Regions from separate parts of the Homo sapiens genome. Here region 1 is linked to region 2. A link is a loop called in an ENCODE intact Hi-C map of the cell type or tissue named here. Cell type or tissue: dorsolateral prefrontal cortex. All regions are shown on one strand. Links, peaks and the distances in the headings refer to the core of each region. The heading gives the core; the rest is flanking DNA. Region 1 overlaps MYT1L (myelin transcription factor 1 like). Region 2 overlaps MYT1L (myelin transcription factor 1 like).

Region 1 (5,375 bases), core at 91-5,090, 80 kb before region 2:
ACGATATCTTTTTAGAAAACTCTATTCTGGAAATACATGCAAAATACATGTAATCATTTTTGTAAATTATTTTTGTAGTGAAATAAAACAACATAAGCCTTGTTAGTAAAGGAACTTGGAGGGCTGGCTGGATAAATTATAGTAGGTATATTCTGAGGAATACTATGCAGCCATTCAAAAAGATGAGTTCAATGGATAGACATTAGCCTAGAGAGATGGCTGTGATTTTTTTTTAAGTGAAAAATAGCAAGTACAAAAAAGTTTTGTAAACAGAGCCTGATTTTGTAAACAATAAATATACAAAGAGCCTGCTCTGTGTATTCATTCCATTGTGGAGTGGAGTGAAGGTTGGTTTCCTCCAGTAAGAAAATTGGCTGTGGGAAGAGAGACAGCAGCGGCTGCCCAATCCCCACCTGGCGGACCCCTGTGTGCCTGTTTGTACTTCAACCCGATAATGTAACCGCCCAAGGGGTTCACCTTGCCTGCTGCCCAGACAGAGCTGATTCACCAAGACGGGGGAATTGCAATAGAGAAAGAGTAATTCACTCAGGGCATCTGTGTGGGAGGCTGGAGTTTCATTATTACTCCAGTCAGTCTCCCCCGAGCATTCAAGGAGCAGAGTTTTTAAGGATAACTTGGTGGGTAGGGGGAAGCCAGTGAGCCAGGAGTGCTGATTGGTCAGGGATGAGATCATAGGGAGGTGGAGCTGTCTTCTTGCGCTCAGTCAGTTCCTGGGTTGGGGCCATAAGATCAGATGAGCCAGTTTATTGATCCGGGTGGTGCCAGCTGATCCATCAGGTGCAGGGTCTGCAAAATATCAGAACACTGGTCTTAGGAGCAGCTTAGGGAGGGTCAGAATCTTGTAGCCTCCAGCTGCATGACTCCTAAATCATAATTTTAAATCTTATGGCTAATGTTAGTTCCACAAGGGCAATGTAGTCCCCAGGCAAGAAGGAGGTCTGCTTTGGGAAAGGGCCGTTATCATCTTTGTTTAAACTGTAAACTAAGTTTCTCCCAAAGCTAATTCAGCCTTTGCCCAGGAATGAATATGGACAGCTTGGATGTTAAAAGCAAGATGGAGTGGGTTAAGTCAGATCTCTTTCACTGTGTCAGTCATAATTTTGCAAAGGCAAGTAAGGAAAAGGAGGCATTATTGCTAGACTTGGGGTAATCAGCAGAGAACCACTCTGGGTTCTTATGCCCGAGAATTCCCGGACAGAAGGCATCACAGCGGGGCATGGGGGATAGACAGGAAAGCAGGGGAGGGGAGCACCTGGGGACTCCAGCAATGCTCCCTCTTGGTAGGATCAGGCATGGAGGAGGGTGGTGTCCAGGCAGATGCAAGGAAACGGGAAAAAATGGCAACAGCCAAAACCAGAATGTGATAAATTATTTGATAGGGGAAAGGGGGAAAAACTAGCCAAGTATTATTTTAAAGCTTCGGAAGGGAAGAACAATCACCTCATACATTCAGGAACTAACTATGGAGAACGTGGACCGACGCTGGGTTGTCATGAGGCCCCACCTCACAAGCTCTTACAGCCAGTGAACTGTGCAGAAAAACCGATGTCTAATAAATAAATTTGCAAAACGGTGAGGAAGGAGAAAGGAGACAGCAGTGCCTAACTGTGCGATAGGAATTAGGGGCGTGGTTAAGGGAAAACCCTAAGATGAACTTGATGTGACAGAGGCAGCAAGGAGTGCTGACCGGAGAGGTTAGGGCTGAAAACGCCAGTTCGAATCCTTCTTTGTGGAGCAGGAGAGGCAGCTATGATGTCCTCTGAGAGGTGAAAGGACCAGGATAGAGCTCTGAGAGCCAGTGTGGTGAACCCGAGAGATGGAAATTTGGGGGAACGTGATCCAGAGAATCCTAGTCTTCGCTGATGGAGAGGAATTGACAAGACTGTGGATTTGGGGGATGGGTCAGTGGTGTTCTTTGAAAGAAGGATGTTAAAAGTGATAGCCAACAGGGTCCTGACTGCATGAGAGAGGGCAGGTTAGCCGTTGGAGGGTGGAGGGGTCTGAGCTGAAGGAAAGCAGGAGGCGAACCAGGCGAGAGGGATGGACAGACACACTGGAAAGAAGGATGGGAGAGAGTGGGTCCTCAGAGGTCAGCTTTAAGAAAAGGATCTAGGTCAGGCGCAGTGGCTCACACCTAAAATTCCAGAACTTTTGGAGGCTGAGGCAGAGGATCACTCGAGGCCAGGAGTTTGAGACCAGCCTGGACAACATGGTGGCAAAAAATACACAGATTAGCCAGACATGGTGTGCACCTGTAATCCCAGAGTCTCAGGGGCTGAGGGGAAAGGCCACTTGGGTCTAGGAGGTCCAAGGCTGCGGCGAGCCATGATCGTGTCACTGAAACTCCAGCCAGAGTAGCAGAGTCTCCAAAAAGAAAAGAAAAAGATACAGCGAGACCCTCACAAGAGGGGGCGGCGGCAGGGGCTGATGTGGAAGCGTAGGTGGGATCCAACAGGAGCCCCGGATCCACCCTGTGATTTGGGGCCACGATTCCTGGCAGCGAGCAGAGATTTCAATGGAAACTTCTTACTCGGAAGCAGGCTGGAAGGGGATATTGAATGAGAGACGTAGTTGAGACCAGCGGAGGGGCTGGCTTCAATGGCTCCTCTGCTCTTCCTTGTAAAGAGAACAGCAAGCTTGCTGCCTGAGAGGGGACAAGATGGGAAGTGCAGGTTGCAAGGGAGAGCAGTCTCCATCAGCCCTGGGATGAGCTTAGCCCACAAAGGAAGCTGGCACGGCAGGAGGACCCAGATGGCCGCCTGTGAGGCTGCACAGCAGATTCCTGGGCTCTGTTCCAACACATCCCAGAGCAGTGTGCACCAGGGCATGCGCCAGCCTTGCTTCTTCACATGGTATTGTCCTGGCTGAGTTGTGGCAATGGACGCTGAGGGCTCTAGACGACTGGGCCTGTTCCAGAGCACCTTAGAAGGCAGGGCTGGTCCTGGCAGTCCACACAGAACTGCCGTTCTTTTCCCCAGAACTCTCTCCAAGCCGCTCCCTTCTTTGGCTTCTCAACATCTCTGGGAATATGTGGGTGCTGTTGCCCACATGTGTCATCGAGACACCCCTGGCCATGGAGCTTAGATAACTTGCCTGAACTCATACAGCTAAGAGGAGACAAAGGCAGGGTGTGACCCTGGGAGGTTGAGCTCCTTACCCCACTCTTCCCCACTGCCCTCCATGGCACCCGCAGTGGTTTTTCTATTTTGGTGCTGAGTTCATCCTGTCTTGGGTTACAGCTTGGTGCTTGAGTATCTGTCTTCCTCGTGATTTCCTGAGGGTCTCTTATTTACAAGAAACCATGCCACAAATTGAGGAACCACAGAATTCAAGAATGAATTGAAAAAGCCCTCACCCTCAGGAAGTGTGCACTGCTGTGTAGCTATGTGTGAGTTTATAAATAGGTACAATAGAGGATAGAGGGTGAGGAGCCCTCACTGGTGGTACAGGGAGAACTGTGAGTTCCCACAAGAGATGGCGTCCGCCCAGGAATGGGGAGCATCAGCTACACCTCCTAGATCAGGACTGTGTCCCTTGACCACACCGTTTATCCTGCAAGACACTGATTTTACAGGTGCCAAAAGGCCAGAGATGATTTTTATTTCATACTATACTTGTGTGAAAAAGCATAAACTACCAGCCATTAAAATTATCCTTAGTCTAAGTGGTTTTTGTTGTTGTTTGGTTTTTTTTGAGACGGAGTTTCACTCTTGCTGCCCAGGCTGGAGTGCAATGGTGGATCTCAGCTCACTGCAACCCCCGCCTCCCAGGTTTAAGCAATTCTCCTGTCTCAGCCTCCAGAGTAGCTGGGATTACAGACACCCGCCACCATGCCCAGCTAACTTTTGTATTTTTGGTAGAGACGGGGTTTTCACCATGTTAGCCAGGCTGGTCTCGAACTCCTGACCTCAGGTGATCCACCTACCTTGGCCTCCCAAAGTGCTGGGATTACAGGTGTGAGCCACCACACCTGGCCCCTAGTCTAAGTTTTTTGAATGTTCATTACTTACCTAATATTTATGATGTTTCCCCCTATAGGTAGGAAACGTTTCCCTTTATTTTACTCATTTTCTTTCCTGCGTAGAGCATCTGTGACTCTTAACTAAATTATTTCCGTATTGTCAAGAAGGTGTGTCCAACCTTCATGCGATCCTTAATCAAACCTTGTTATTTGTATTTAGTACAACTCAGCAAATATTTATCCAGCCACTGCCCTGTGCCAAGTGCCATGCTGAGGGCTGCAGAATGAGAAGATGTAGGGTGCACTCTCGCTTCTGTCCTGGGATTGCCGGGCTGCAGCTCCTGGGCTGGGTTTCTCCTGGCATGCAGAGAGCCGCCTCTTCTAGCAATGACCCAGTTCCCCAGGCTTCAGGACTGCAGCTCCTGAGAAGACACTCTCAGCTGCTCCCTTGCCTGGCACAGGGAACTTAGGAGTCCAAATCCTGTTAAAAATGAAGAATTAGTTGAATTAAAGGAGACTGTGAAGAGTCCAAGAAAAATATTCTCATCTAGAAAAGAAAGTTGTGTTCCCACCTGACACACACACACACACGCACTTTTTAGATTTTGTAAATGCAACTAAACGTTTGGCTGTAGGAGTCCTGGAGACTGTACTCTGGGGCCAAAGTACCAGCATACTAGTTCAGGGACATGAAAGGCTAATATAATATTTGGTATTATGAGAAGGTAATCAACAGTACCCAGAGGACTTCATCTTACCCTACATAAGAAGGGCTATGCAGTTATCTGTAACATGGATTCCACAAGCATTTGTTTCTTATCCCTTTGGGAAAACTTACAACACCCAGACATGGAAATAAGAAGAAAGCACCAAGCATATCCTCAGCATCGGCTATGTACCCAGCCAGGCGCAGTGGCTCATGCCTGTAATCACAGCACTTTGGGAGGCTGATGTGGGTGGATCACTTGAGCTCAGGAGTTGGAGAGCATCTGCTATGCACCAAGCTCTGTAAAAGGTTCTTACCTAAGATTCTTTTATTCAGTCCTCTCCACCACCCAATGCGGTAAGCAGGGATTTTACACATGAAAATACTCAGATTCATAAAGGTGATTGTGCCCAGCATAAGCAGGTTTGTGTATGGAGCCAGCACTGGCACTGCAGGCTGTCACCCCGTCATGCACATGTATGCTGCTGCTGCCCCGCACGGTGCACAGGCCACAGTGTCTTCCAAAGCCATCCAGTGAAGGGGCTGCCACTGACAAGGAGGAGTTCGAGAATATGAAGACACTGAAATCTGGAGAGCCAGCAGAGTAGACGGAGGATACTGCCCACTACAGGGCCCTGGAAAGCACATGCAGAGATGTTCAGAGCCACGTATCATCACGGGCCCACC
Region 2 (5,375 bases), core at 273-5,272:
AAAGGTGCAGGTACATGTCAGAGGGGAGCAGTGTGAAGAGAAGCATTCGTGTGCTGTTGTCACACGGTGGTGGACAAATGATAAAGAAGAAAGAATGAACGAAGTAGGTAGATCGACATCCTGCAGGAAGGAGGACCACGCACATGCTTCCTGGAGAGGCCTCCCTGTAGGGAGGAGCAGCACTTCTTCCTCTGGGACAGGGAGGAAGGGGGCAGGGAACTGTGCTTGGATCCTCTCAGAAAGGAACCCTCCTGTGACCCCCTCCAGCCAGGTGCCAGCACAAGATGAACCAAAGGTGGACTCACTTTGATCATTCATTTTTCTGACAGCACTTACTAGGACCTACCACATCCAGGACAAGCCAGGAACTGTGGGAGCGATAAAGCTAATACCAAAGCAAACTCTGCTGAAGGGACTGCCCAGCAGTAAGAAGACAGGGTGTGGACTCAGATAACAGCAACACCATGTGGATGTGGGATTCAGTGCCCAGCAGACTGCAGGGGAAAGAGAGAGGTTGTTCTAGAGAAGGAGGAAAAGTGTCAAAAATACAATTACATAACTAGAGTAGGCAGATCTGTTTTGAATAGACCTTCCATGTTCACCTGGCCTCAGGTAAACCTTGCTGTCAGGGAAAGCCACCACCCCATTCCCCTGGAGTTTGGAGACAGCGGGCTCAGAGGAGCAGAGCATGATGCAGACAGGGTCCGTGTGGGGGTCCCTTCGTCCCTGCTAACCTTCCCCCAGAACCCAGAGTAGTAGAGCGTTCATGAAGGACCAGAAAAGAAGGAAGACACAAATAATTCAGGTCCAACACCACTGCTGGGAAAATTCAAGCAGCTCTCCCCTGCCGACCAGCCAGTAGCATCCTTGCACCACAAAAGGTGTCCATGCAAGAGGCCTCTCCCGCTTGTTAATTTCACAGGGTAAAAACGCAGACGCTTACTCTTCTAGCTCATCCTATTTAAAGAATAATAAAGCACTTGATTCCTAAAGGAAGAGTGATTATTTAATTCATTTTATTTAAAATTAAGGTTTGTGGTTCTGTATTCATCTACCCACCACACGTTCATAATGCTGTGTGTTTCCAAAGCACAGGCATGTTTTTAAAATCCCCAGCCTCTGTGTTGTTCTATGGCTAATCAATACTCCATGCTTGTGCATGGGTAATATCTGTGAGGCCCTCGCTCCCCTAGCCCATCAGGAAAGAGTCAGTTCTGTGTTCTCTGAACTCCCCAGCTCCTGGCTCCAGCGCCTCTGCTGTGTGAGGCCCTTAGCATAGAGTCCCGTCAACCTTCTTTCTCTGGCCTTTCATGTAGGGTCTGTAGGGTCCAGTCAACCTTCTTTCTCTGGCCTTTCGTGTAGGGTCCGTAGGGTCCAGTCAACCTTCTTTCTCCTCCCATGTGTGTTTTCCTGGCCATGCCCATCACAAACGTTTGTAGGACTGTCTATCATGAGCGACCTGGCCTTTGTTAAATGACTGCATTTTCATGTGCCCTAACCGTGCCTCTGTTTTAACACTGGCTGTTCTCTTTGCCTCTCCCTGTCAAGTCCTTGCCATGCATGAAAGTGTCCTCAAGTGCCCCACTCCGGGCTGCACGGGGCGCGGGCATGTCAACAGCAACAGGAACTCCCACCGAAGGTAAGCCACGCGTGGGTCACTGGTGTGGGAGGGAGCACCGGCTGCTCTCCATGCCTTCTCCTTCCTGGGGGGCCTACCACGCTCCATATGGTGCTCCCCACCGTGCTCCCCAAGTGCGGGCACCTCCATATAATGCACGGGAGTGAAAGCACTCCACGCCCTTGTGGTGCAAACTGGATGGTTTTAGTTGCCCCACCCACCTTATCATAGCAGGGTATAGTATCAGGAGTGGAAACCATGACCATTTACAATGGCTGGAAGGAAGGAGACCAAGCCTTCGCTGTCCTCCGAGGTGAAGACAGGGCTGTCCTAGTGTTCATTGGACAGGACGTGGCCTGGAATGCAGCACGCCTGTACAGTGTGTAGCTTGGCTTGGCTGCCCTTGGAATTCTATGGAAACCCCAGGTCACAAGTATGGACGTCTTCAGAAAACCTGCAGATGTTTAGCAGGTTGGGGGGTGGTCTGTGGGAGGCTGGGGTGCCAGGGAAATAGATTCTGGACTCCTGCTAACCAATGGACTCAGAACCACTCTTTTGTTTGTGAAAGATCTGAGTTCTCTTTTCCTGTCCTGTGCAGACTTGATAAGAACTACTCAGCTGCCCATAATATTGCGTTCTTATCTGATAACTTTTTTTTTCCCAGAGGCCAAAAAGTGATTCTTTTAAAGTTTGTCTTACAGTCTATGGTTTTATGAGTTCACGTAAAATTGTATCTAAAAGAAGGAAACTGTTACAAGCTTCACTCTAATTTTTGCTTGTCTGACTGGCAAACCTGGTCCTTTGTGTTACATTTATAATGAAACAAATGACCACTGTGCCCTCCAGAGACATTCAGGTGTTTAATCTGCAGAAGCAGGAAATGATCGATAGGTTGGAGAGGTGCGTGCTGTGTGCTGTTCGATGCAGCATCCGCAGCGTCAGGGCCTCCGTCAAACCTCAGCACAGGCGTATTTTTGGGATATGACACATATATGGGGTGAGCGTCTGTGCATATGAGCAGATACGTATGTAGACACCCACAGAGCAGACACGGTGATTTCACATAAAGTGAGCTTGCACACAAAAGAGCCCAGCTGCTGTCTCCTCCGTCTAGACTAAGCCTGAACTATTTGGCTCCACAAAACATTTTATTGCAGTCCTAGAAATCATTCTGCTTTCCTCTCCACTTTCATTTCCCTGCTTGTGGAGAACACCAAAGGGCTAAAGTCAGACAGGCCCCCCAGACGCCACAGTCAATAGCATTTAGGAAATCAGCTTGGAGCTCCATCTTCTGGTAACAGTCAATTCATTGCCATTCTGGGGCTTCAAAACTCATCCTACCCAAGCTGTTAATTCTTCATCTCCAGAAATGGAATCTGTCTACAGTTTTCACCAGCTATGTCCTCCCGAATGCATGGGAGCTGGGATGCTCTCATTGGGAAGGATTGAATACACCTCACACATAGCACTGCCGCCAGCATTCTCTGCTGGAGACCAGCAGAAAGCATGCACCTGGAAACATGACTACCTCCCCCTCTCCCAGTCCACCCATCAGGACTGCCTGTGCCAGGTTTGGGAAACTACCCCTCCCTCACCAGCTCCACCTGCATCAGGGTCTTGGTGCTAAGGGAGGATTAGTGTGCTGTGAAGGTGTTTGAGGCGGGACCATTCAACCCGCTTTCTGTGATTGCAGCCTCTCCGGATGCCCGATCGCTGCAGCAGAGAAACTGGCCAAGGCACAGGAAAAGCACCAGAGCTGCGACGTGTCCAAGTCCAGCCAGGCCTCGGACCGCGTGCTCAGGTACCCAGCAGGAGTGCACCATCCGTGAGCTCTATCCATAGTCTGCCCCACACCTCGGAGCGCTGGGGACACCCGCTCAGGGCATGTCCCTACAGCAGCAGGGGCAGGGACTGGAGGGCGGGGCTGTGCTGGAAGCCGGGGCCAGGACCCCTCACTCCAGGCCAGGCTGTGTGAGGGCAAGGGTGTCATTCTTCCCCTGGTGTCTGCGGATTCGCTGTGACAATTTACATGAGAGAATTGGAGGAAATCATTTCTGGTTTTGTTTCTGGACCTGGTATTTCATGAGTCTGAGTGCTAGATGAAAGGGAAGCTTTGAAAATTACTGAGATGTCCAAGGTAATTTTGTCATATTTTGCAGGATAGGGCCTCACACCAACTAAGGCTGGTGCTGATGTTTCTGACGATGCCAGGGGTATGAGCACCCTGTGCACACGTGTGGAAGCTCTCGCGTGCAAAACCGGCAGAGCTCCCTCCTGTTACGCCCAATGCCCTGAGGTGTAGGTGGGAGTAGGTGTTGTCACCTCCGTTTGGCAAGTGAGAAAATCCAGAGTGCGGAGGTTAAATGACTGACCCGAATGTTACAGTGGGTCAATCAGTGTTACAATGTCGCAGATCATCCGGCTGAAACCACTGTTTTATTGAAGTTTTGGGAGGATAAGCTCCCCATTCACTCAGCCCTTCTATACAGCTTTCATTCTTACGTGTTGTTTGAAATCCTCATCTACATGAAAACTATGACAATTGTCACATATCCTGCCTTTTCACACAACATCACAGCAGAAACACGCGTCCTTGTCTCTATGTAATCATCTTAATTGTCATCTTCACAGCTACGTATATTCTACTGTTCAGATGTACCCCTCAGTGCCAAAACTAGGTTCTAGCTTTGAGGCATTCAGGCTGTTTCCTGCTTTTACTATTAAAGAGAGGGCAATAATACACATTTCTTTCATATATACAGCACTTTGCTTCTGTTATTTCTTTGGCTACTCAGAAGGCTGAGGTGGGAGGATTGATTTGAGCCCAGGAGGTCAAGGCTGCTGTGAGCTGTGTGATTGCACCACCATACTCTAGCCTAGATGACAGAGCAAGAACCTGTCTCAAAAAAATAAAAAAGTAAATTATTTATTTAGGATAAATCTCTTGGAGCAAATCACTGGGCAAACAATATGAATATCCTTTTTGTTCTTGAGTATTATTTCATAACATCCCAAGAAGCTTCTAACGTAGTAATTAAACTCCCTTCCTCCCTGAATAGAAAAGTTAAAATCTTTACAGAAAATTATAAATATTTATTTAAGCAAAAATAAGAAAACAAAGCCATCTATGACCCTACTATCAAGAGATAACTCCTCAATAAATTGTGGCACAGCTACATCTAGAGTTTTCTGCATTTGGGGTCCTGGCCTGAAGTGCCCCCAGAGCACCCATCTCAGGAAGCCACCCTTTCAGGGAAATGCACCCACCTTCCATATGGCAAGACCAAACACTGAACAACTCATAGGCCACCCTCCCTCTCCCCATCAGCCCACAGCTAATTATTGGCAACATGAAAACCACCCCCACCCAATAAAACAGACCAACCCGCGGGGCTGCGTAATCCAGCAAGGAATCGTTATTGGTCAAAGGAGAATTTGAAAGTTGGTAGGGAGAAATTTGTTGCTGAGGGCTTTTATGAATTTTCTTCAGCCTACTTTGGCCAGACCCCCAAGAAGCTGGAAGAACTCTAGTATCTGGCCTTTCTTGGAGTCACCAGGTGACTGCACTGCCCACCTTCGGGCTGCCCTGCTCCCGGGGACTGCTCTGCCCACCTACAACTGCCCACCTTTGGGCTTCCCTGCTCCCGGGGGCTGCACTGACCACCTACGACTGCCCACCTACAGGCTGCCCTGCTCTCGGGGGCCAGCACAGAGTGGGGATTTCAGGGAGAAGCTCATGGCAGCTGGAGACCAGGCA

The links. Hi-C counts contacts between places; a loop is a spot of excess contacts. Peaks named below come from ENCODE experiments on the same cell type or tissue, not always from the same donor. Only the 100,000 strongest peaks of a DNase experiment are listed, where the experiment ranks them.
Region 1: it touches region 2 in a loop (2.7-fold over the local background); 1 of 110 quality-filtered maps calls a loop at or near these places.

Annotation. Positions count from the first base shown.
Region 1 is chr2:1,988,337-1,993,711 of GRCh38, reverse strand. The region is part of intron 5 of MYT1L (myelin transcription factor 1 like); the gene reads left to right. Among named protein-coding and RNA genes, the nearest start is that of PXDN, 250 kb to the right of the region's middle. In dorsolateral prefrontal cortex, for the core only: a CTCF peak has its summit at 2,734; DNase peaks (open chromatin) are centred at 2,811, 3,490 and 4,911; H3K27ac peaks cover 4,269 bases.
Region 2 is chr2:1,908,284-1,913,658 of GRCh38, reverse strand. MYT1L (myelin transcription factor 1 like) reads left to right here. Exons shown (of 25, transcript NM_001303052.2): 12 at 1,549-1,639; 13 at 3,312-3,419. Among named protein-coding and RNA genes, the nearest start is that of PXDN, 170 kb to the right of the region's middle. In dorsolateral prefrontal cortex, for the core only: CTCF peaks have their summits at 2,693 and 2,898 (motif pointing left); DNase peaks (open chromatin) are centred at 2,636 and 2,868; H3K27ac peaks cover 3,952 bases.